Regions from separate parts of the Homo sapiens genome. Here all the other regions are linked to region 2. Evidence: chromatin loops called from intact Hi-C (ENCODE). Cell type or tissue: dorsolateral prefrontal cortex. All regions are shown on one strand.

Evidence for each region. Hi-C counts contacts between places; a loop is a spot of excess contacts. Peaks named below come from ENCODE experiments on the same cell type or tissue, not always from the same donor. Only the 100,000 strongest peaks of a DNase experiment are listed, where the experiment ranks them.
Region 1: a loop joins it to region 2, with 4 times the contacts of the local background. A loop is called at or near these places in 30 of 110 quality-filtered maps.
Region 3: it touches region 2 in a loop (2.8-fold over the local background); 2 of 110 quality-filtered maps call a loop at or near these places.

Annotation. Positions count from the first base shown.
Region 1 is chr15:77,655,067-77,663,066 of GRCh38, reverse strand. It overlaps LINGO1-AS2 (LINGO1 antisense RNA 2), which reads right to left and starts at 3,016. Exons shown (of 3, transcript NR_120362.1): 1 at 2,902-3,016. It also overlaps a transcript of LINGO1 not described here. RefSeq lists an enhancer at 2,221-3,142. In dorsolateral prefrontal cortex, a CTCF peak has its summit at 3,147 (motif pointing left); DNase peaks (open chromatin) are centred at 3,146, 5,226 and 6,587; H3K27ac peaks cover 7,750 bases.
Region 2 is chr15:77,817,023-77,825,022 of GRCh38, reverse strand. It overlaps a transcript of LINGO1 not described here. Among named protein-coding and RNA genes, the nearest start is that of LINGO1-AS2, 160 kb to the right of the region's middle. RefSeq lists enhancers at 5,826-6,460, 6,461-7,095. In dorsolateral prefrontal cortex, CTCF peaks have their summits at 3,180, 3,379 (motif pointing right) and 4,619; DNase peaks (open chromatin) are centred at 3,352, 4,593, 4,790 and 5,534; H3K4me3 peaks cover 4,241 bases; H3K27ac peaks cover 3,198 bases; H3K27me3 peaks cover 2,062 bases.
Region 3 is chr15:77,182,693-77,190,692 of GRCh38, reverse strand. All of the region lies in intron 6 of PEAK1 (pseudopodium enriched atypical kinase 1), which reads left to right. Among named protein-coding and RNA genes, the nearest start is that of LINC00597, 39 kb to the left of the region's middle. RefSeq lists an enhancer at 2,729-2,948. In dorsolateral prefrontal cortex, CTCF peaks have their summits at 3,806 and 4,008 (motif pointing left); no DNase peak of the experiment used is centred here; H3K27ac peaks cover 4,108 bases.

The DNA.
Region 1 (8,000 bases), 160 kb after region 2:
TGGAGGTGAGGCTGATCCTCAAAAAGCCTGTCAGGTTGGGGGTGACCCCCGGCATCCCCACCTTCCCCCAGAGGCGGAGTCCTGCCTTTCGAGTGTGGTGAAGCACCGGCTTCCTTCCTGCAGGGGCCTTGCTTGTCCCAGAGCCTCCTGCAGTGCCTGTCTTTTTCCCAGCCCAGGGAGTGTGGGTTCTGTGCGGTGGTCAGCTACTGAAATATTGCTGTCATCGTGTGCATCTGTTGGTATACACATGTGCAGTGTGTGTGCCTGCGTGTGACCAAGCTGAGGGCACATGTGCACAGGATGGCTCAGGAGTCAGTCCATCGACTTCAAAGTATTTTAAAATATAGAACCAGAGACCTTCTGGCTTCAGAAGGGGCTAAAAGGATTGATTTTTAGGTCACAGAGAGGCAGGCAGGCCTGCCTTCACCCACCAGCCCTTCATGGAGTAGAGACCCCCAGGCTGGGCATTCAGGGAAACCCAGGGCCAAGGAAGCTAGTCCTTGGCCTTGAGCTGGGGGCTGCTAAAGAGGAGTTAGAGGGGGCTGGAAAGGCTTCAAGAGAGGGTGGAGGGTATTGGCTTTGAGAGAAGGTGAGGGTGGGGTCATGTTCTCAGTTGGGGCTGGGCAGCCTGTTCCCTCTTTGAGAACCTCATAGAAAAGGGTTTCCTGCCCCCTCATCCCCAAGGGCTCCAGCCAACCCCATCCTTCCTCCCTCTGACCGCCCTTCTCTCATTCCCCACAGCCAGGCCAAGCTGTAACTTAGTGCTCAGAGGCCCCTTGGGCAGGAGCTGGGGCAGCTGAGCAGGGTGGGGTGGGGGTAGGAGCTACCAGTACCACGCCTTCCCTCTGCTAACCCTACCTGACTGGGGCTGTGCACTGGGGCCCCAGAACTGTGTAGGCCAGGGTCACACACACTCACATATGTGGGTCCTCCTGGATCAATGGGGTATGGAGCTGGAAAAGGTCTAATTCAATCTGTCAGCCAGTTATAAGTTATTGTACTGGAAGTGGCTCTTGCCTCAACCTACCTACCATCTCCTCTTGCCCCATCCAGAGGTCATGGAAGCTCCCGTTGAGGGGAGTCGGGCAGGGTGGGTGCAGGCAGCATCCTGGGCAGGAGTGGCCCATGAGGATTGGGAAAGAATCAGAGACAGCATCCTCTCCTCCAGACCATGGGCCCTGGAAGGGTCTCCAAGACTCTCTGGGTCAGCACAGCCCTTGTCCACACAGGGAAACTGAGGCCCAGCAAAGGTAGAGGGCTGGCCTGTCCCTGTGTGAGATGTGGGCCATGCTGTCTCTGTTTGCTCAGGCCCCGCTGGGAAGGGCAGGAGGGAAAAAGAAGCAGAGGGTGGGGCGATCAGTAGGGGAAAGAGGACAAGGGTCTAGGGTGCTGTGAGGCACACTTCAGGCTGTTTACCCAGCAGTGTTTGAGCCCTCGGGCCAGAGAAGGTCTTGCCTTCTGCCCTCTCAGGGATGGTGGCCCAACCCAGGAAACAGATAGTGTCTGGCGCTGAGTCTCATTGGGGGCTTCAAATGAACTGGCAAGGCACTGTCATTCCCATTTCATAGATATCCAAACTGAGACCCAAAGAGAGGCCTGCCTCTGGGAGGTCTTCCACAGCTGAATACCCTCAGCGAGGAGGCTCTGCTTGCTGCCTGAGGCAGAGCTGGGAGTAGCTCCTCTGGGAGGGTGGGCATTGGGGGCAGCTTGTCCCCAGGACTTCCCAGCCTTCCCTGTTTGTTCCCATGCTGTCCAAGAACTTCTTCTGCAAGTCTGACCACAGTCCCTCCTGCTTTAATTTCATCCCACCACTCATGCGAGATCTTGTCAATCCAAAGGTCTCTCTGTCCCTCTGCCTTCTTGGTGTGGGGTGGGTCTGGGGGCTCAGGCACTGTCCCTGCAACCTGGCTGGCTCCTGAGGGCAAGGGATGAAGCTAACCCATCCCAGCCTGCCCACCCAGGCCAGTTTGAAAATCGGCTCGCCTTTGCCCAGCATTGCAATTCTCATCACAGCCTCTGCCCATCTCATTTCTGTTAAACTCATTTGCCAGCTGAAGGCCTTCATTTTCCACTCTGTTTGCCCATAATCACCCCCTGACCCTGTCCTGTCTCCCCAAACTCTCCCTGCAGTGCCCAGCACTGTGATGAGCAGGCAGCCAGGCTCAGGCACAGCCGCAGCCCTCCATCCATCCCTCCCGCCTGTCTTGGGAAGAGGCCTGTGCTCCAGGCAGGGATCTCATCCCTGCCTCTGTGCATTCCTCTACTCCCAAACCAGACACTGGGAAAACTACAGACAGACTCTCAGCCCTTGAAGGCTACTCACCCTCCACTCTCTGCCTGTCCACCCAGGCCAGGAAGGCACTGTTCTAAACACTGTGCATGTATGAAGTCCCTTAATTCATCCACTAGCCCGAATGAATTTCTAATTGGTGGGAGTTTAAGGAGAAATGTTGACAAAGGGAAACTGAGGGAGCAAGAGGCAAACTTCTCCCTCCTCCAGGGCTCCATCCCTGCTCCCACTTGGTACAGAGAATAGAGCCCAGCTGTTGCTGCAAACCATGTCAGGCATCTGCTGAGGTCGCCTCGGGAGAGCAAGGGAGACTCTGCTCTCCCCCCAGGGCTCACCATTCTCCCATGAGATGCCTGCAAGGGTGGGGCTTCAGGCCAGGCACCCTCCCCTCCGGATCTCAGAGCACCCCTGAGAAAGTCCCTTGGCGCCGAGTATCATCACACAGACTGTGGGAGGAATCAGAAGTAATGTCCTCTGAGGCCTCGGCACCCCTCCACGTCTTACCATGGCTGAACCTCCGCCTGGCCCCCTGGACACCCTTGACTCTACTCCAGGCTGGACATGCCCGAGGGCCCATTTCTAAGCCTATTTACCATGAGCCTCAAACGAACCCTATAGAGTGAGTGGAGCTGGGACAAGGATCCCCATTTTGCCGGCAGGGAGATCGAGGCTCAGAGAGGAGAAGTAACTGTGCCAACTCCTCCTCTTCAGAATGGTCTGATGATCTCTTCCTGGAGCATAGTGTAGGGAAGGGTTTATTGCATTCTAACAAGGACTTTCACTATTTTAAACAGAAGAATGTGCAATAATGGTACGATTCCAGGCCCCGCCCCTTTCCTCTCCACCAGGAGGTCTTCTGGTTCCCAGGGTGCCCTCTGCTGGAGGAGGCTAGGCAGCTGCTCTAGGCTGGCCCCACCCCACCCCACCCCAGCCTCTCCCGCCCCACCAGCTTTCAAGGTCAGGCTGCCTGGTAATACAGTAATTGATCTGGGAGACTTCCATTATAAATCTGCCAGCTGGCCAGGTGGCACGCCCCATGGTCCATCCCATCCAGCCCCCCATGGTAATGACCACTCCTCTGTTCCTGTGTGGGAAGGTGACTGGCCACTCTTTGCTTCTCCCCATCCACTACCCCTGTAGGCAGGAGCCCAGGGACTCTGAACTCAGACAGAGGTGACATGGTTCTGAACTGACCTCACACTTCAACTGCTGTGTGGTCTCAGGCAAACTACATGCCCTCTCTGAGCCTCCATGTCCACAACTGGAACATGGTTCTGGTCAGATGGCCTTAAGGATCCACTGTGACAAAGTGGGAACCGAAAGAGTGTCCATTGTGATGAGGGCTCCCTTGAGACCTCTGCTTGAGGGTCCTTGGATGGGGGAGTCCTAGGTAGGGCATGATTGCACCTGTCTCTCTCAGCAAGTCAGGGAAGACTTCTTAGAAGAGGTGGCATTTGGGCTGGGTCTTGGAAGATGACAGGACTCCCTAAGGTTTGGGAGTGGGGACAGTGGTGCATGGTGTTCTGGGGACGGCAGGAAAGGGTCCTGTACAGAGCCATGACCAGCCCAGAGCATTAGGGTTTTTTCCTTGCAAATCTAACCCCATCAAGCCCTGCTTATACGCTTCAGTGGCTCCCATTGCCCTACGGCTGAAGTCCCAGCTCCCTGAGGAAGCTTCAGATCTAGTCCCAGCCAGCTTCTCCAGGCACCCAAGCCACTGCCCTTGCCCCCAGGGCTCCAACCTTAATGAATTTTTAAAATTCTCTACAATCTGTGACCTTTGCACCAAGCTGCTCCCTAGTTTGACTCAATGACCACAATAAAATTGAATCCTGTGACTAGATAAAATCTCCACTCCACTCTATTCCAGGGCCCACGGGCCCTTTGTGATCTGCCTGCCTCCCTTTCCCCTGCTCCTCTCCCACTCCGTCCTCGCTCAGTCTTAGCTCCTCTGTTGCCCCCCAGATCTTCACATTGCTGGTTTCATCATGTTCAGGACTCAGCTCAAGTGTACTCAACCTAAAGTAGCCTTCAGGTGACAGTCATCCTGGTTTGCCCAGAACCGAGGTGTCTCCTAGGATGCAAAACTCTTAGTGCTGAAAGCAGACATTCCCAGACAAATGGGGATGATTGGTCACCCTCATTTCTTTCCAGTCCCTACTGCCAGGCCTGCCTGCTTTCTTTTCTTCCTCTTTCTTTTGTTGGAAGTCCCAGTTTGTCAGTCTGTTATTACTTGCGGATCGGCTGCCTTCCCCTGGCCTTGAGCTGCTGGAGAACAAGCCTGCATCTGCCAGTTCAGCACTGAGTCCCCCTTGCCCAGAACCACGTGCGGTGAGAACGGTGCTCAGCACCAGCACCAGAGCATGCCTGGTCAGTGTTTGTTGAGCGAATGGGTGAAGTGTGTACACAGACTGTTTCACTGTGGACCTGGCCTCTCCTCTCCTCTCTGGGCCTCAGTTTCCCATCTGTACTACAAGGGTGGGCTTTGGGAGTCCCAGAGAGGGCTCTCCAAGCCCCAGTGCCCCCACATGCAGGAAGTGAAGAGAAGAGCTACTGCCCAGCTCGGTGTGAAGGGCTGGGCATGCGCCGGACTCCAGGGTGGGCAGGGCAGGGCGGCCCTGCTGACGGGGAAGTGTCACAGTCCTCACCTTCCTAGACATCCCGCCGTCACCTGAGGGCCATTTCTGGGCCAGGCCGTTGGTCCAGACCCCAGGTTGGGGGCATCCAGAGTGATGGTGCCGACTGCCAAGCCCCACTCCCCTCCCACCCCCGGGAAACAGATGGCCCAAGCTTGGGCGGGCGGCAGAGACGGGGACTGGCATTTGTGTGTGTGTGCGGTTTTTTAAAAATCTGACACATTTTTGTCACGTCTTGGTGCATCAGAACAGTAAAGGAGGCGGGAGTGTGAAGAATGTTTTAACTCGCAACTTTGTAACAGTTCCAGTTTCTCCGGGCCTCCTCCCCCTCCCTCAAGCCCCCGCGGCGGAGCCTCCAAGTCCATCTGTTCCCGAATCTCTACTCCCTGCCCCCCTAAATCCATCCCTCCTTCCTTCAGTTGAGGGGGAGAGATCCTCAGAGGAAGCAGCTTGGGCCCTTCAGAGGACCCTGGGCAGGGAGGCAGGGGACCTACTTCTGGGCCCGGCTTTACCCCAGGCTCGCTGTGTGACCTTGTAGAGCTCTAACCCTCTCTGGGCCCCATCTGTGTGCTCCTAGGGGTCAAGCCTATCCCCTTTGGGGTTCCTTGATTCTGATAGTCATGGGAATGTCTGGGGAGAAGAGTTGGAAATGGAGTGTGCAGGAGGGATCAAGATGGGGAGTTTGGGGATTCAGGACACCCAGAGAGAATGGCCTGAGCTGGTGAAGGGGCCACATTCATGAACACTGAGTGGGTCCCAACCTTCACTGCCCTCAGGCTTGGGGCTTGCGTTCCCCCACCCCCGGCCCCTCATCCACCTAGCCTGCCCAGGGTGGTTCTTTCAAGATGCCCCATGACTAGCTGAGGTCTGGGGCAGCTACCTGAGGTCAGGGGAGGGAGGAGGAGCCAGGCAGTACCAGGGACCCAGGCATCCCTGTCTGAGCCCTAGAAAAAGAGGCAGGATGAGTATCAAGCCTTAGAAGATTTGCTCCTCAGCTGCCATCCCTCCAGTCCCCAAGCTTGCCTGGCATTAGCTTCCATTTTATATGTCATGGAAATGCCAACTGTCCTCGAAAACCAAGAGTCCACACAGCTGGTAGGAGCTGCCCTGGGTGGGCACGGGGAGAGTTTAGGGGCATGAAGGGGCAGTGTCCTGTGGCAGCTCAGCCAAAGCGAGGGCTCAAGCCTTGCTCCCTCACTGCACAGCTCAGAGACCAGGACTGCTGGGCACCTGTGCAGTAGCTTGGGATGGGGTGGGGCTGGCAGCCAGGGTGCCACTGCCAGGGACAAAGAAACCAGCTCCTGGCTGCACTCCTGTTTTCCCCATCCCTCCACACCTAACATGGAACTCCCAAAGTCCAGGGCATGTATCATGGACAAAGCCAGAGGGACGGGGGAGGCAGAGGGTGCCTAACACACTGGGGGCAGCTTCTGAATATCACCCCACATATCTGCATCCTGGGGAGGGCCGAGGACAGGACTGGGAGTCCCTGCAGGAGGTGGTCTCGTGTGCCCAAGAGGGTGAGCTCTGGACAGGGCAGCCGAGGGAACCAACATGGCCCCCGTTGCAGCCCAAGCCCCAGACCCCAAGGCCCCTCTGAGCCGGTGCCACACGAGTCTCACCATATGGGCGCAGGGCGGCTGCGGGGGGAGGAGCTGGAGTTGCCATGAGAACCCGCACACTGGCATTTCCTCTTTTGGGGAGGCTGAACCATACTTCGCAGGCGGTGTAGGCTTCTGAATCCCATTTCTCTGTGTTTTTTAGGAAGGGAAAAAGGGCAGAGGAAGGGGGTGGAAAAAGACAAGGAGGGAGAGAGAGAGAGTCAGAGGCAGCCAGGAGGGAGCAGTGGAGCTGTCTGGGGCTGCAAGGGTTGATCAGGGACCTCCTTTCCCCAAAGCTCAGTCCAGGGCCAAAGTGGGGTCTGGAGTTCTCTCTGATTCGTTGTCCAGGCCTTGGGTAAACCTCTTCCTTAAAACACACAGCCCTGCATCCTGCCTGAGATTCAAGTCAACTCTTTGGGCCCTTTCTGGGTTCCTTACTGTCACCCCTGTCCCCTGAGTGCCCAGCCCTGTGGGCAGCCACACTGGAAGCAGCAGAGGGTAGAGGACGCAGACCCTGCTCCCAGAGTCCCAGCAGGGGCAGGAGTCCACCCTAACCTGAGTCCACAGCAGACTTCCTGGGCTTTAGTAGCTTGGCAGTGGAACTCCACGTGACCGGGGCAGAAGTGGAAGGCTGCTTGGAGAACAGGAAACTACACAGAGGCAAGCAATGGGGAGGAGAAGGCTGGGAGGAGGGCGAGAAGGTGGGGAGCTGGCAGGAGAGGCCGGTGTCCACCCATCAGCCCCACCGTCTCGTCAGGAGCTGGGGCTGGGTGTCCTGAGAACACAGGCTTGGGGTAGACAGACCTGGGTGTGAATCTGGTTCCATCTCTTCATACCCCTGGCAAATGAACCTCATTAGGCCTCAGTGTCTCCAGTCTGTAAGATGGGTATGGTGGTACCTACCTTGAAGGTTTCCAGTGGTGTGCAGCCAGTGGAGCGGCCAGAGTGGCTGTCATTAAATGGCAGCTGCTATTGGTATGGTCACCCAGGTCACGGTTGCCGGCATCCACTGGGGACACAGGGAGGAGCAAACGGATGTGGTACTGATCTCGGAGGAGTGCCCACCTTGAGCAGAGGTGTGGCGGTAGGACCCAGCGTGTCTATGTTTGGGGAGGTGGCATTGTAGGGAGGGGCTATCCTGGCAGAGGAGAAGGTGGGATGGGAGGAAGAAGTCTGTGAATGTTAAGTAGGCAGTTGGGAGCTGGGGCAGAACCAACCTGGGCCCAACCCAGGCCACATGGGCAGCTCCAAAGCAGAACTGGCCCCGTGGAATCTCTAGCTCTTCTCCAGCTCCTCTTCCTGGAACTTCACCTGCTGTGTCTGGGGCAACCAGCCCTCCTTCCAGGAAGTTCCCTCCCGACCCTGTAGGTGGAGCTGCCATGAAGAGAGGCCAGCACTGCGACATTGCTCTCTCAGAGCTTCCTTGGTGTGACACCCTCTGGACTGCCATTTCCCAGTTATAAATGGGGTTAT
Region 2 (8,000 bases):
TCTCAACAAGTGGGCCTGGCCCCTGCTCCATGAGCTCAAGGCCCTGTGCTGACCTGGGGACAGCTCCTACAGGGCCACCCCTGCCTCTTTAGGCAGGGCCCTTAACAAGGTAAGGCAGCCTCCCAAGCAGAAACTGCAACTCACACAAGAGAAGAGGCCCCTCACACAGATGGCAAGGTGCAGTGTCACCTGGGAGGGAGCAGCTGCTTTCTGAACCTGCGAGGGAACACTGGGGGATGGGAGATGGCACCCCACATAGTCCTGCTTCCCTGGACCCACCCAGGCAGTCTAGGATGGGGTGAGGTAGGAGGGCTTGCTGTGGTGGCCTGGGCCAGCCCCTTCTGTCTGGAGCCTCAGTTTTCCAGCTGTTAATGGGCACTATAATCTTGTCTCTGCTCACTGGTGCCCACGACGGCGACACAGTCCTACTCGGGGGATGCAGCTGGCTACAACTTTCCAGGGAAGGTTTTATGGGGTCAGCTGGTATGTCTGTGGCCCACGGTGGTGCTGACTTCAGGGTCTCAGGAGGATGCTTGACAGCAAGGAGCACTCTGGCAGAGTAGCTGATGGTTATGACAAGAATTCCAGTTTACACCGTCCTCTCCTGTCCAGGGAGACAGGAAGAGTACAGAATGACACCCTTCTACAGCTGGAAAACCAGAGGCTCAACAGTCCAGCTGAGCACTGACAGGCCAACAGGGACTCCCAGTCATCTGATGCAGTTGCCAGGCTGATAGTGGAGACATGGGTGAGGGTGCAGGTGAGGTCTGGGGTGGAGAGAGGAAGAAAGCTTCCTGGAGTGCACTCCTTGGGAAGAGCCAGGTGAGGCAGGCTCAAGGGTGGAGGAGGGATGGGAAGGCATAGGCCAGCAGCAGGCCTCAGGCAGCCCCTCTGCTCACTGCAGGGCCAAGGCCCTGGAATCTGGCCTGGTTGGAGTCATGCTGTATCTTCTCCATTCCCTTGTTACAGGATCAACCAGAGACGGCAGAAGACAATCAGTCCATTCTTCATAGTTCTGGGGGACACAGAGGGGCAAGTGCTGCCTGGAGGCATCCAGCTAGCATCTGACAAGAGGCGGGGCCAAGGCCTCCTGCTCCCTCACGAGGCCGCCCACTCAGCTGCCCAGTCTGACTCCCCAGGATGTCTCACCTTGTGCCAGGGCCTGGGCATCAGAGAAGAGGGTGGAAGTGGTCCCTGGGTGCAGAGTGGTGGGCTGGGAGGTGACAGTTGGAGGAACAGTGGCAGCACTGTCCTCTGCTTTGAACCTCCAGGGCCAGCCCAGAGCCTCTAGGCTAAAACCCCAACTCCTTGCTGGTCCCACTAGAACCTATTGTCCTGACCCATGCCACCTGCACCCCCATCTCTAATCCTCTCTCCTCATGCTCTGGCCACATGGCCTTTTTCTCTTTCCTCTCACCATGGGGACTTTGAAAGCGTTGTTCCCTCTCTCTGGAGTCCCCACTTCTCTGGGTCATTGTCTACTCCACCTTCTGGTGCTACGTTGAATGTCACATCCTGCAAGAAGCCTCTCCTGACTCCCTAGTCCAGACTAGACCAGGTCCCCACAGACCTTGTCACAGCATTTGTCCCAGTTGTCATTTTACATTTGTTTGCATGGTGGTTTGGTTTCTCCCTGTCTCATCTGGACTCTGAGGTCTCCACCACGTATTCCCCATGCCTGGCGCAATGTGTGGCATGAAGTAGGCCCACAATGCATATTCATGGAAAGAATAAAGAATGTTGGCTCTCAGTTCAAATCCTGGAACTTCTCCCTGAGCCTTGCTTTTTTCTTCTCTGAAATGGGAATGATAACACCAAGATTAGTGTGAGGGTGAGCCAATGAATGAAAATCTCCTGGCCACACTCTGCCAAGAGTAAAGAGGGAGATCGGGGTGGGGAGGGGGTGGTTGACGCCAGCTGCTTAGGGATGGAAGGACTTGAGACGTGTGGAAACCAAAAGTGATGGGGACAGGTGGGGAAAGACGTGGAGGTGGGGAGATTGGATGTGTTTAGAGATAGCAAGGAGACAGCCCAGCTGGGTGGGGCATTTCTCTGAACACTTGGTGACCTGCTTTTCAGCCTGGCTTAGGAAACCAGGGGTTTCAGAGGAAGTGGGTGGGAAATGCCCACTGCCTCCTCGAATTCCATGTGGGCCACTCTCAGTCTCTCGGCTGGACCTGGTGTGATGATTAGATCTGGAACACTGCCAAAGTTCTCCATGACTGGCCCATGAAGATGGCTGGAAACAGCAGAGCGGCCCTGGGCAGGCATTTATTGGGGCACTGACCCAGCCTCTGTGGTGGAAAGCAGCCAGCCACCAGCCCCTGGTAGAGGAGCTACCTCCTGGAGCTAGCTGTCCAACTGGTCTTGTTCCTGGTCCCTGCCCCAGGCCCCCAGCTACTACTGCTCTGGCCGTAGAGTGGGCCTGGTCATTATTCATGCCATGCCTCTCTGTAAAGCCTGCTGGAAGGAAGACGTGGCAACAGCCTCTGGCCACCAGCACAAGGGCAGGACACAAGGGGACCCCAGAGAGGCCTCTGCACATGACTGCCTTTGTGCAGAACTCCTGGATAGAGGGCCTAGGCTTGGACTTGCTGGGGAAAATAAATGACATAGACTCAGGTTCGTCATCCCTGTGGTGCATATCAGCTTGCTCCCATACTTAGGGAGGGAGTTAAGGCTCAGAGAAAGTGTGCCACCTATTTGAGTTTGCACCGCATAGCTGGGCATAAATTCCCAAGCACGGACACAAAGGCTGTGTGGCTTCCAAGACAGCAGAAGTAAGCGGGAGAACTGGATGGTGGGAAATGGATGGGGATGCAGGCTGAAATTGCTGCTCTGCAAGGATGTCAGAGACTCTGGGGAAAGGCTGTTTGTCTCTGTGTGGCTTCCCTAGGGCTCACCTGGAAGCCCTGGGAAGACTCCTCAGGAGGCGTGCTGAGCCAGAGCAGGCAACAGCCATGAGCTCATCTCCCTTGAGACCCCCAGGAAGTCTGGTAGGGAGGTAGAAGGAAAATGGTCAGGGAAAGAGGGAGAGGGGAGACAACAGGGACTTTGGGATGGGCCACAAAGCCAAGCTCGGACACGGGGAAGAAAAGGCCATTTGCCGCATGCCCGCTGTGTGCTGAGCCATTCCTGAGCATCGTCCCTCGTGGATTCTTTGCCAGTCATGTTACTGGCAATGTATTTTTATTCCCATTGTACCAAGGAGGACACTGAGGCTGGAACTGATACTGGATCTGCCTGATACCAAAGTCTAGGGTCTTCACAGGGCACCTTCATGATGGGTGGGTACAGGAGCCTGGCCCTTCCTGGACTCACATCACAGCCACAGCGCAGCCTGGGCTTCTCCTACTTCCAGCTCCGGACAGCAGGGGGAGGCTGTGCTGCGTCTGGCTGTAGATATGGGTGCAGAAGTGGGTCTGGGCTTAGAGGGGAGAAACAGAAGAGGGGGTGGCCTCTGGCAAAAGCTGCTGGGTTTGGGAAGCCCTTAGCCATACCTCTGTGACGGCTGAAAGGTGGGGGTGGGGGCTGCTGCCTAGATTTGCCAAGTGGCAGCTCTGCTGCTGCCCCAGAACAAAGTCGAAACTCCTCAAATCAAGGATTTATAGCTTCTCTTCCCTCCAAAACACCCATCACTCCATTTCCCACTTCCAGGTCTTTGCACATGCTCTTCTTTTGGCATGGGATACCCTTCGTGTTCCTTTCTGCCTGGCCAATTCTTACTCATCCTTCACTATCTGGCTTCAATGTCACCTCCTCCAGGACCTCCTCCACCCACCACAGCTCTATCATACCTCCCTTATTCTTATTTTCTGAAGGTAGGAATGTGTCTAAATCATCTGTGTCTCCAGGACCTAGCACAGGATGGGGCATATGACAGAAACTTCCTGAACAATGGGCAAAATGCATCCCTCTGGAGAGCAAGGGACAGCCTGGGTGGGAGTAAGGGTGGGGAGGGGGCCCTGAAGACGAAATGCTCACGTGCTAGACTTGTCCAGGATCAGGCTGACCGGGAGCGTAGGGGTGCACTTTACTTCCCAGGGGTGTCATGAGGGTCCAGGGAGATCTTGGATGTGAGGGAGCTCTGCAAACGGTAGGTCCCTGTACTGACTCAACTTTACCTCGTTCCCTGGTTTCCCTGATGAGGCAGTTGGAAGGAGGAGGCAGACCAGTCCTGGTGAGTGTCCGGGGTGGCAAGGATTGCAGTCTCAGCGGTGGCCTCAGCTCTCACAGGCAAGGAGGTGGGACTCTGGGGGCTGAGGGACTACCTTGGGACTCCCCCTTCTATGGGGACCTAACACCATATCAGAGCTGGGCATGGGCTCAGAAATGATGGAAGCCATGCCCTTCCCAAAGGGGGTAAACTGAGGTGCAGAGAGGGGTCGGCATTTGCCCAAGGTCACACAGCAGGAGCGGGACGCCAGCCCGTGAGCCCTGTCCTCCCAGCATGACAGGTGTCTTCACCTGGAGTTCAGACTCAGACGGCAGCTTCACTGACCCCCATCCCCCGCCACGCAGTCCAGGGCGCTCAGCCTACACCGCCGCACACCCATTGTCGGCCCAGAGGCTTGGCCGCTGAGCGCCCCCTGGATGGCGTGGTCTGACCGTCCTTCTCCTTGACTCACCTCCAGCCCCGAGGGCCGGGCTCCACGGCGGCGGAGAGGGCGTCGCCCGCACGGCCCCGGCTGTGCCACCGCCCCGGACTGTTCCCGCGCAGCGAGGTCCCTTCCCCGGGGCCCCCGGGTGGGGCCGGTCGAGCCGGGTGCGCTATCCCTTTAAGCCCGGGCGAGATGAGAGCTGTCAGCGGCAGCCGAGGCTAGCGCGGGACGTCGCCACCCTAGCGCCAGGCCGGAGCTAGCAGCCGCGGAGCCGCGGAGAGCGGAGGGGGCGGCGGGGCCGGGCGTGGCGGGTCCCCTCGCCGCCCACTGCGCGCTCGAACCCTGGGCCCCGCGAGCGGCGGGCGGCACCCGCTGTAATGCGGAGAATGTGAGAGGCAGCGCAGGGCGGTGGGGAGGAAGGGGCGCGGGAGAGGGCGGCGGCGAGACAGACGGAGAGCAGCGGGGAGAACGAGGACCGGGCTGGGCAGGTGGGACAAGGCAGGGAGGCGCCGGAGAGGCCGGACTGGAAGGGGGGGAGAAGGGCGGCGGCGCCGCGGAGGGGGCCGGCGCTTCCCGCGGGAGTGCGAGAAGCCCGAGTCGGCACCTGGGCCCAGGTTCGGGCTGGGAGCGCGGCCGCGGCCCGGCCAGGCAGGGTGCGGGAGCCGGGCCGCCCGCGGGGTCCCTACGGGGAGCAGCGGGGCACCTAAGGCCGGCGGGTCCCGGAGGGGCCCAGGGCCGCGCTCCGCAGGCTCCGGCCGTCCCGGCAGGGGGTCTTTGTGAGCGCTCCAGGAGGGCGAGTCGGGAGTGCGGAGCCGGGTGTGCGCGCCTGGGTGTGCGCGTGTGTGCGCGAGTGTGGGCGCCGGGCAGTGGGGGCGCGCGGTAGAGATTCTGCCGGCATCGCATCGTGGCGAGCAGGAGGCAGGAGCGGGACGCGCAGGGGAGCCGGGACCCTCCCGCGCACACGCACATGCACACGCTGCGCGCTCTCACGCGCATACACACGCCCTCCCTGCCGCGCTCGCCGCCGCGGCCACCATCGCGGAGCCGAGCCCTGCGGAGCGGGAACCGAGGCCGGAGCGGGGACCGGAGGCAGCCGAGCCGGGGGATGCCGGCCCGGAGCGGAGCCGCGCGCGGACGGCGCGCCCGGGACGGTGAGTGTGGCCGGGCCGGGACGCTGCAGCGGGGCCAGGGCCGCAGGGGCGCAGGCCGGGGAGCCGGTGTGTCTGCCCGCCGGCGGCGCGGCGCGCGCGGCCTCTGATTGGGCGGGAGCCTCGGGGGCAGCGGCGGGGGTGGGGTGCTGGGTGCGCGTCCGTGGGGGGCGTGCACGCTTGGGGCTGGGAGGGGGCGTGCTCGGCAGCCCAGGCCGCGGCCCCGCCTCACCCTTACCTGCAGCTGCAGCCCCGACGACTTGCAGCAAGTTTGTGGAGCCCCTGGGGCGCGGCGGGCCGGGAGGGGTGGGGACGGAGGCGCTTTGAGGGTGCAACTCCGGCCTTCCTTTCCAGAGAAGAGAACGCGAGGGGAGTGGGGCGGGGGCGCGGGCCGGGCCGTCTGGCGGGCGGAGGGGTGCGCCTCCAGCTCCTCAGTCGCGCAGCCGCCCGCTCTCTGGGACACCCACCTAGGCCCGCGGCGCCGCGCTGGAGCCGCTCCGGGCGCCAGACTACTATGACCCCGCTAGGGTCAGGCAGGACCGCGCGGGGACAGCTCCCAGGCCCAGGGCCTGGGATGTCTTTGCAGGCAGGAGGAAGACACCAAGGTTCAGTTGGGGGAGTGCGGCGACGTGCCCGGGCGTGTATGTGTGTGTCCCCGCGCCTTCTGCTCCTCAGGACGGTGGCTGGAAGAAGGGAACTTGCCGCAAGGCGCGCCCCACCCGACCTGGACCCTCAGGAGCTCCCAAGAGGCCGGGGGCGTCTCCAGGTCTGCCGGCCTGGTGCCCCATACCTGCTTGGAGCCATGCCCCCGCGTGCCTCACTCTACATTGAGGTTGTGGCTGTGCTTTGTACCCTCTCCCATTGTGAGTCTCCTCCCACACTCTGGACCTGTACTGGCTGCCTGAGGGAACCTCCCCACACCCCTAAGTGCCAACCCAGCCAGTCCTGTGGAAGATGGGATGGAAAGCTGTGGTCCAAGATGGTGCCTCTGAGAGGGAGAGAACCCCGTGTCTCCTGGAGTGAGAGGCCCAAGGAAGGATCTGGGGTCAGGACTCCTGCAGGTTCCTCATCCTCCTTGTTTCCAGGGCAGGTTTTTCCTCCTCTAGGAAGCCTTCTCTGGTTGCTCCTGAGTCCTTCCAGCTTGGACTTCCCTGGGGTTGTAACTGCTGGGATCCCAAGCAGCCCCCATCCATATGCCTTCTTTCCTGCCACTCGCCTGTGAACCTGTGTGGTTAGAAGTCTTGATCTCAGCCTGGATGCTGTGTGGAGGGGTGTGGTGGCTGGACCAGTCAGTATCTACCTGGGTCTCTGGAGTATGGTAATGTCTATGGTAATATCAGCTTTCAGGCTTAAACCTTACTTCCACCTCCATTATCCTTCTGGAATCTCTCAGCCACTTTGTGAGAATGCAGGACCGGTGGGCAAGTTGCTTATCCATTTCACAGAGGAGGATTTTGTGGCAGAGATGGAGGTAGTTTTCTAAGTCTTAGGACAGCCCTTTTCCACTGCGAGGGTATCCGCTGACCCTGGTCTTTGGTGAGGCATGGAGGACACCCAGGCCTTCTTTATTGACCTGGCAGGCGGGCTCCTGCTGCGTGTGGCACGTTTACTGGGCTGGCGGCTGTTCTCAGCTGGAGGCAGTTGAACAAAAGCTCCTGACCTGTGGGACCTTTTGACCCTAGCTTGGTTAAATATGTGCTTCCTGGATTTGGGGCCAGAGGCTGTCAGTGCTTTGCTTGATGGTTTGGAAGCCCGGCTCCTGTCATCCTCTGCACAGCTCTGGGAGTTCACTACCATCCCAGGGATCCGAATCACTCCCGCCCAACCTGGCACTCTATGCTGGGTCCTGGCATTGTCCTTGTGTTTGGGCCCCAAAAGCCTTCCTACCCTCTCCATCCTAGAGCCCCTCTGTGGGCCAAAGATGCCCCGTGGAGATCTAAATGTGCACTGGGGGAATTGGAGGGGACTCTGGTGGCTATTGTGGCCACTTCCTCCCCAGGTGGCCCACCTGAAGAACAGGAGGTCAGAGCTGTCAGCCCCAGGCAGGCTTCTGTGACTTCCCTCAGTCCTGCTGGCAGCCTGGAGTCATCCCCAGGGCCTTCGGGGTAAGAGCTGTTGCCCGGGAGTTACCACTGGGGGTGGGGCTGGGCCTGCTGGATCCTGGCGGTGGCCTCCTCAGCCTTTGCTGGCTTCCCCGTCCCGGGCGGCCTCTCTCTGCCTCTCCCTGCTCCTCCCTTGTTGGCTCTGGCTG
Region 3 (8,000 bases), 630 kb after region 2:
TGTATCATCTACATATTAAGTGAGCCTTTCTTTTCTCATTATTTCTTACAGTTAAAGTAGTGTGCTTGGTGTCAGCTCATATTAGAAACAGAAAGGTATTTGTAGTCCTGGAAATTATATTGCTGTGCTTAGTTAATATGGCCATTGCAATGATCCTGCCTGTGTTTACATTAGTTTATTTTAGATGTAAACTTTACTTTCAGTTTAATATTCAGCTCTTTTGGAGAACTCATAGACCCTTGAAAACACATCCCAGATTCCAGTGTGAGAAGTATTCTTTGACTGCATTTTAAGTTATGTATTTACAACCATTAAGAAAATAATTCCAACTTATTTATTAGAACAGGTCCAAATATCTGCACTAGGAAAGACTAGTTTATTATGGTATTTCCTCAAAAGCAATAAATCTATACTTCTTCAAAGTATTGTGTAATTCAGACTTTCATTAATTTAGAAGTACTTTTTCCCTTTAAAAGTCTAAATTATAAATGTTTTACAGTATGTATTGTTCACTCTTTTCTATAGCTGGGAAAGGTAAAATTTCTTTTAATTGGAAAAATAATGCCTCCTGCCAAACATAAAGTAACACAAGACAATAAAGCCTCCAAAAATGAGTGAAGAGTGGTAGAAAATGACATTGCTCACTCTGATTATGTGGCTATAAACATTCAAGCAGGATTTTTCTTAGAATCATTAACTATTTTCTTATTTCTCCTTCCTTCCCAATTTCCTTTTTCCCACCTTCTCTTATTTGAATTTTGCTCTGCCCTTATTTAGTCTCTTTCTTATTCCCTGTCTTCTCACATCTCAATCAGCTGTGACTCCCTAATTTAGCCTGCAGTCCAGCTTTCTTCACTTGGCAGTTGGCTCTGAGGTTGAGGGCAATGGAGAAGAGGAACAGAGCAAGGTGACTGATAGCAACATCTCACCAACTCACTCTCAACCAGCCACTTCAGTGGCCCCTCCAAATCAGAGTGGTTCCTGACTTGGAGAGCTGGATGAAAGATCATGCTTAATTTGCCTCGTAATATTACTTCCTCAACACTCTGAAACACAAAAAACACAACTTTGAGACAGCCTACTAGCTAAGTTTATGCCTGTTTGTTTCCTTCTGGCTTATTCTGCAGTGAGCACCTGGACTGATCATCTTAGAGCTGAGGAGGGGAAGGTGTGGGTGTGCCTATTTCTTACACTTCTTCATTCATGGTGGAATTCCACTATGGTGGACAGTGCTGCTGCTGCTGCTGCTGCTGTGTGGACTGTCTTTCAGACACTGCCATGTTTATGTTTAAAGCAGCCTCCAGATGCCATGAAGCTATACCATTTATGCATGCATACGTGCATGCATGCATTCATCCTGGCTCTGCCATTTACTAGCTATGTGACCTTGGGCAAGTTTCAGTTTCTTCATCAGTAAAGTAGGGCAAATAATAGTATGTCTATCATAGAGTTTTGTGAGAATTATGAGGTGTTTGTTTTGTTTTGTTTTTTTGAGATAGAGTCTCGCTCTGTTGCCTAGGCTGGAGTGCAGTGGCGCGATCTCGGCTCACTGCAACCTCCCCCTCCCAGGTTCAAGTGATTCTCCTGCCTCAGCTTTCTGAGTAGCTGGGACTACAGGCGCGCACCACCACGCCTGGCTAATTTTTGTATTTTTAGTATGGACAGAGTTTCACCATGTTGGCCAGGCTGGTCTCAAACTCCTGACTTCAGGTGATCTGCCCGCCTTGGCCTCCCAAAATGTAGTGTTGGGATTACAGGCTTGAGCCACCGCACCTGGCCGAATTATGAGTTTTTATGGGTAAAGGGCCTGGTACTTAGTAGTAAATGCTAACTAGAATTATTCTTGAGTGAAAACATTTATTTAGTATCCAATGTATTCCAAACAATTCAAGAGATATAGAGAGGAAAAACACTTAGACCTGCCTTCTGGGGACTTACATAATTACAAAACAATGTGGTATAATCGAGTTAGGCAAAACTTCATCACAGAGGTAAAATTTAAACTGCATCTTGAAGGATAAATAGGGTTTCAACAAATGGAACAGCATTAGAGGAAATACATTCCAAGCAGAAGAAAAAGCTTGTGAATAAAATAAAACTATAAAAGACTATGGAGTCTTGGCTGTTATTAGATAATACTTTAACTTCTTCTCTGATGTATACCTTCTTAAATAGGGGTCTAAAGTGGTTTCAGGGAACATTTTGGAACTTCTAATCTTATAACTAGTTATTACCAAGTTTATAATAATTATTATTAGTAGTAGTTAACTGATTCGTCAAAGAGTTTGAATTTAAAAATTAGTTGGAACTGAGCGGTGCTGCTTTGCAGGGGTGCATTTGTTGTTACATGATTCTTATCCTGAGATGACTACCATGTGACAGGAGCAGTGAACTGTTAGAAAAACTGTTGTGGTTAGAACAATTGGAACTGGATGGGCTTCTGGAGATTTCATTAAGTTTCCAAAATTAAGCAGATTTTACTTTGGTTTCTTCTTTAGATAGGAGAACCTCATGTTCTTGTGATAGCAAGGAATGATAATTTTTTTTTTCAGTCAGATCTCAAGAAAGTCCCTTTTACTCATGGAATTTCCATTTGTGTACCAAATTTAAGCTGTGTTTTATCTTCTGCAAAACTTCTTCCTGCAGCTTTGCTTTCACTTCCTCTCCCCACCCTTTTAGTCATATACTGAAGAGTTTGGCAGCTGGTTGAGGTGTCAGGTCAGCATTTTTCACTGTGGAAGAAGGAAAGGTTGGGAACAGTGACGTGGGTATGGTTGTCACATTTTCCTTTCCTTTTTTTTAAGTGACCCACATGTTCTTTAACAAAAGCCTAGTGAGAACCTTGACTTGTAAATTGTTCCCTAGCATCCTGGAGATGGACTAATATGTGGGATGACATATAGGCAATAGATCCTCACTGAGAGTGTCCTTAAAAGCCCACGTACAGCAGTGAGGATTCTTGACTCTGCCTCCATGGCAATGTGACAGATTTTATGGAGAGAGATGGTGGGCTTCGGGAGTCACAGAATTGGAGGAGCTTAGCAGTTCATTCTCCATCCTCCTTTATTATTAACAGATTCTCCTTGGGTGCCTTTAGGAAATGCTGTATATATGGTGTTTAATCTCCCACCTACACACTTTCCTTTTCTTCACTAATGGAAATTGAATCCAGCTTGAGGAGCTCCAGCTCTTTCTGCTGGCCAGTTTATTTCAAGATTGAAATCCATTGTGGATTTGTTTGTTGTTTTTTTGTATTTTTGTGGGGTTTTTTTTTGGTATCAAATCTGCCTGAAACTGTTGGACTAGAAGCAAACTAATTATTGTCATTGTATGGCAGTAGAGAGAATAAAAAACAGTAATAGGTTCTTAAAAAGCTGTCATGACTTGAAGTGAAATAGGCCACTCTTGAATAGCTTAATCTATAGCCTGAAGGGCTTTGGTCCTGAAAACTGTCAAATATGAAATAGGATTTTAGATCATGGAATCCTGGCTACCTCCTAGGGGCAGCTTCAGCCATTAAACTCTCCCATAGACTATTTCATCTAGAAGATTTGCTTTGAGATTATAAGGAATGTGGAGGTAAATGAGCTTTTCTTATCAAACATTCCATTTGGGTGCTCTGTATCAGACCTGTTCTGGCAAATAAATAGAAGACACCAGGATAGACTGTTTTATTTCCTTGTGTAAGTGCCTCAGGAGACACATTTCTTATTTCTCAAGCATAACTTTGGAGACTGGAGTTTCCCATTTGGGGAGCGTTGGTGTTGAGCAGGGAAAGCTGCTAGTTATTGATTGCCACTGAAGTCATTTCACAAAGGCTGTAAAACCCAAGGATTGCTCTTTGGACAGACCTGCATCTGGTACAGATTCCCCCTCTATGAGACTGTTGTAGGTTAAAATAGTTTTGACAGTGTCTTTAAGTGCACCTCTTTGTCTCCAAATATAATTAGTGTTTAAAATGAAGCCCTCGTGGTTAAGGTTTTGTGGCTTAGACAGCAGCTCCATCTGGTGCTTGCTAAAGGTGTTTGCCTGGTTCATGTCTCGGTTTTTTTGTTTTTTGTTTTTTATTATTATACTTTAAGTTTTAGGGTACATGTGCACAATGTGCAGGTTTGTTACATATGTATAAGTGTCTCGGTTTTAAACCAGATGAATACAGATGGACACAAACTTGTAAACGAATGTCATATGCAACATGGGTTCCTAGTGCACACAACACTGACATAAGCAAATGGTGTTCCTGGTGAGTCTCATTTGGCTATTCTGTTGATAAGTGATAGCTGTTAATCAGCTTAGCCATCTTTTGACTGAATTAACTTACTTTTACTCAAAGTGGGGAATTATTTTTACTATTATCTACTAGTCTTTGAAAAAGCAAATATATTGTACTACTTACAAAGAGAAAACTTAATCCCACTCTTATCAGAGTCTGTTTAACTTGGTTAACAAGATATTATGCCAAGATGCCTTATTCTTTTTTGTATTCAGTGCTGCATAGTGCTAAGTACACAGGGAATTTTTTAATTTAAATTCTTGGTGACTGACAGGAACTGCCCCCAAACTGTTAATAAAAGTTACTTCTGAATAATAAGTTTACATATGGTTTCTATTTTCTTTATGCTTTTCTGAGTTTCCACAGTGAGCATATACAACAAAAGAAAAAAACATCTACCAAAAAAGGTAAAAACAAAACATATTGTAGGTAGTTGTAGCCTTGAGTCCCAGTTCTGGGTCTTTCTTATTTACTGTGTGTCCTTAGGAAAGTCACTGTCTCTTCTAGGCTTCGATTCCTTTGTCCATAAAACACAGTTGAATTAGAAACCTGCACAGTTTTAACATTCTAAGTATTGTGATTCTTTCCTCTTTCCTGTTTTTTCAGCCTCTCACCCTGGCCTGTATCTTTCCCCAATATTACCATTCAACATTATCTAGGTTTTCCCATCTTAAAATAAGGAAATCCTTTCTGGACCCCCATCCTCCTAGCTCCTTCTTGCTTCTCCTTCCTGCCTACTCTTCTCCAAAAGTTATCTACCATTGCTCTATTATCTCACTCTTCAACTCACTGCAGTCTGGTTTCCATCCCCACCACTGAACCAAATAGTTCATGCTAAGGTCACAGATGAGCTCATGTTGCCAAGTCCAATGGGCATGTATGTAAGTCCTCATTTTCCGTTACCTCTCAGCAGCATTTGAAATAGTTATTGTCTTTCTCCTTCATGACATTTCCTCATCTGGCTTCTGTGTCATCACACCTTGGCTGTTAGTTTTCAGTTAGGGGAGAGGAAGTAGCCCCTTCTCCCTGGTTCACCCACCAAGGCCACCTCCTCAGCTCACTATTTTCTTTTCGGCCTAAATATCTCTATACTAGTAATTCCTAAGCAGAGGAGAACCACAGAATTCTCATCCATGTTTCAGACTCCTAAATTCATATACTGTCTTGTATGCAGGGTGACAAAATATGGACTCATAGTCTTCCCTTCAAAAGTTGCACCTCCTCCAATGTTGTCATCTCAGTAAATGGCTCCATAATCATTTGAATACATAAACCTAAAACCTCAATACTTTTTACTCTTCAAAATCCAGTCATTCCTGCATCTTTCTCTGCCTTCCCTGACACCACATCCTAATCCAGATCCTCATCAGATCTTAGTTTGCCTATGTCAGTCTTTTAAGCCTCCTGTCCTGTTCTTCCCGAGTCCATTTTCTACATAGCAGCAGAGCTGTCTTTTTAAAGTCAGGTTTATTGAAGGTAAATTTACATGTAGTAAAATTCACTTTTTTTAAGTGCGTAGTTCTATGAGTTGTTTGTTTGTCTTAGACTGTGGTGCAGTGGCACAATGCAACCTCGGCTCACTGCAACCTCCGCCACCCAGGTTCAAGCAATTCTCATGCCTCAGCCTCCTGAGTAGCTAAGATTACGGGCATACACCACCATGCCTGGCTAATTTTTGTATTTTTGGTAGAGACAGGATTTCACCATGTTGGCCAGGCTAGTCTCAAACTCCTGGCCTCAAGTGATCCACCCGCCTCAGCCTCCCACAGTGCTGGGATTACAGGCATGAGCTACCGCGCCCAGCCTACCTGCCGGTTCTGTGAGTTTTGACAAATGTATGCAGTTATGTAACCACTGCCACCTAACATTTAGATTGTTTCCAGCTTTTGGCTGTAAACCTTTGTGTATTGGTTTTAGTGTAAACAAAAGTTTTTATTTATCTTGGGTAAATACCTAGGAGTGGGATTGCTGGGCTCCAAGGTAAGTTTATGATTAACTCTATAAGAAACTGCAAAACTGTTTTTCAGAATACCTGAACCATTTACATTCCCACCAGCAATATATGAGTTTCAATTGCTTCACATCCTCGCTAGCATCAGTTGTTTTTGTTTTAATTTTATTTTAACCATTCTAATAAATGTGTAGTGGTAGCACATTGTAGTTTTAATTTGCACTTCCATGTGGCTAATTATATTTACAATATTATAAATTTTATTTACTACAATATTATAAATATTGTAAATTATATTTACAATTTTTATATTGTTTAAATGCAATCCATGTATCTTTGGCTGGGCACAGTGTCTCATGCCTGTAATCTCAACATTTTGGGGAGGCCGAGGCAGCTGGGTCCCTTGAGCCCAAGAGTTTGAGACCACCCTGGACAACATGGAGAAACCCCATCTCTATAAAAAAAATAGAAAAATTAGCCAGGCATAGTGGCATGTGCCCATAGTCCCAGCTACTCCAGAGGCTGAGGTGAGAGGCTTGATTGAGCCAGGGAGGTTGAGGCTGCAGTGAGCTGTGATCATACCACTACACACCAGACTGGGTGACAGAGTGAGATCCTGTCTCAAAAAAAAAGATCAAAAATCATATATATTTGGTTAAGTGTCTGCTCAAATCTTTTACCTGTTTTTTATTGGGTTTTTCTTTTTGTTGAGTTTTGAAAGTTCTTTATATATTCCAAATACAAAGTCCTTTGTCAGATATGAATGTTTCACATAATTTCTCCTACTCTGGGGTTTGTCTTCATTCTCTTGTCATTTTTTTTTTGGCAAATGTTTTTGATAAAAGGCAAAATATATTTAGGTACAATATTTTATAACAGAGGTTTGCTAGTGAGAAGAATGAAATTCCATTTTGGGGAGGATAACATTGTGCTTGATGGGGGTTCAAAGTTAGTACTTCCTCTCATCAAAATTGATTACAAATGTTCATCTATTAATTCATATCTGTAATGAAATTTTACGTATTTCATAATTTTATTTTATAATTTTATGTATTATCTTTGAAAAATGTAATTTCACACAGCTGATAGATGCACCAGTGGAAATCCTGCAATTTGTAGAGTGCCACAAAGCAGTAAAAGTGAAGCATACAGTCTGTGTGTCACACATTTCATAGCTACTCATCTCTCCATTGTAGCACAGAAGCCACCATAGGCAAATGAGTATGTAAACAAATGAGTGTGACTGGCGTTCCAATGGAGCTTTATTTGTGGGTACTGAATTTAGAATTTCATATAATTTTCACTTGTTGCAGAACATTATTCTCGTTTTGATTTGTTTCCAACCATTTAAAAACATAAAAAGCATCCTTAACCTTGGGATACAAAAACAGGAATAAGCTACATTTGGCCTCTGGGCTATAATTTGCTTACCTTTCCCCCTTCTTCCCCCCTTCATCTATCAGTGTTTTATAGTTTTGCTCATATAGATTCTAGATTTTACACATATTTTGTTGGACTTATATACGTAAGAATTTCATGGGTTTTGGTCAGAGCTGTCTTTTTAAAATGCAAATTGGATTATGTTGTTTCCCCTATTCAAGACCCTTCAGTGGCTTCCCACTGCTCTTAGGATAAACTCTATAATCTTTAAAAGCCTAAAAGGCCTTGCATGATCTGGCCCCTGGTCTCCTTTTCAGCCTTTTTTTTTTTTTTTTTTTTGAGACAAGGTCTCACTCTGTCACCCAGGCTGAAGTACTGTGGCACAATCTGCTCACT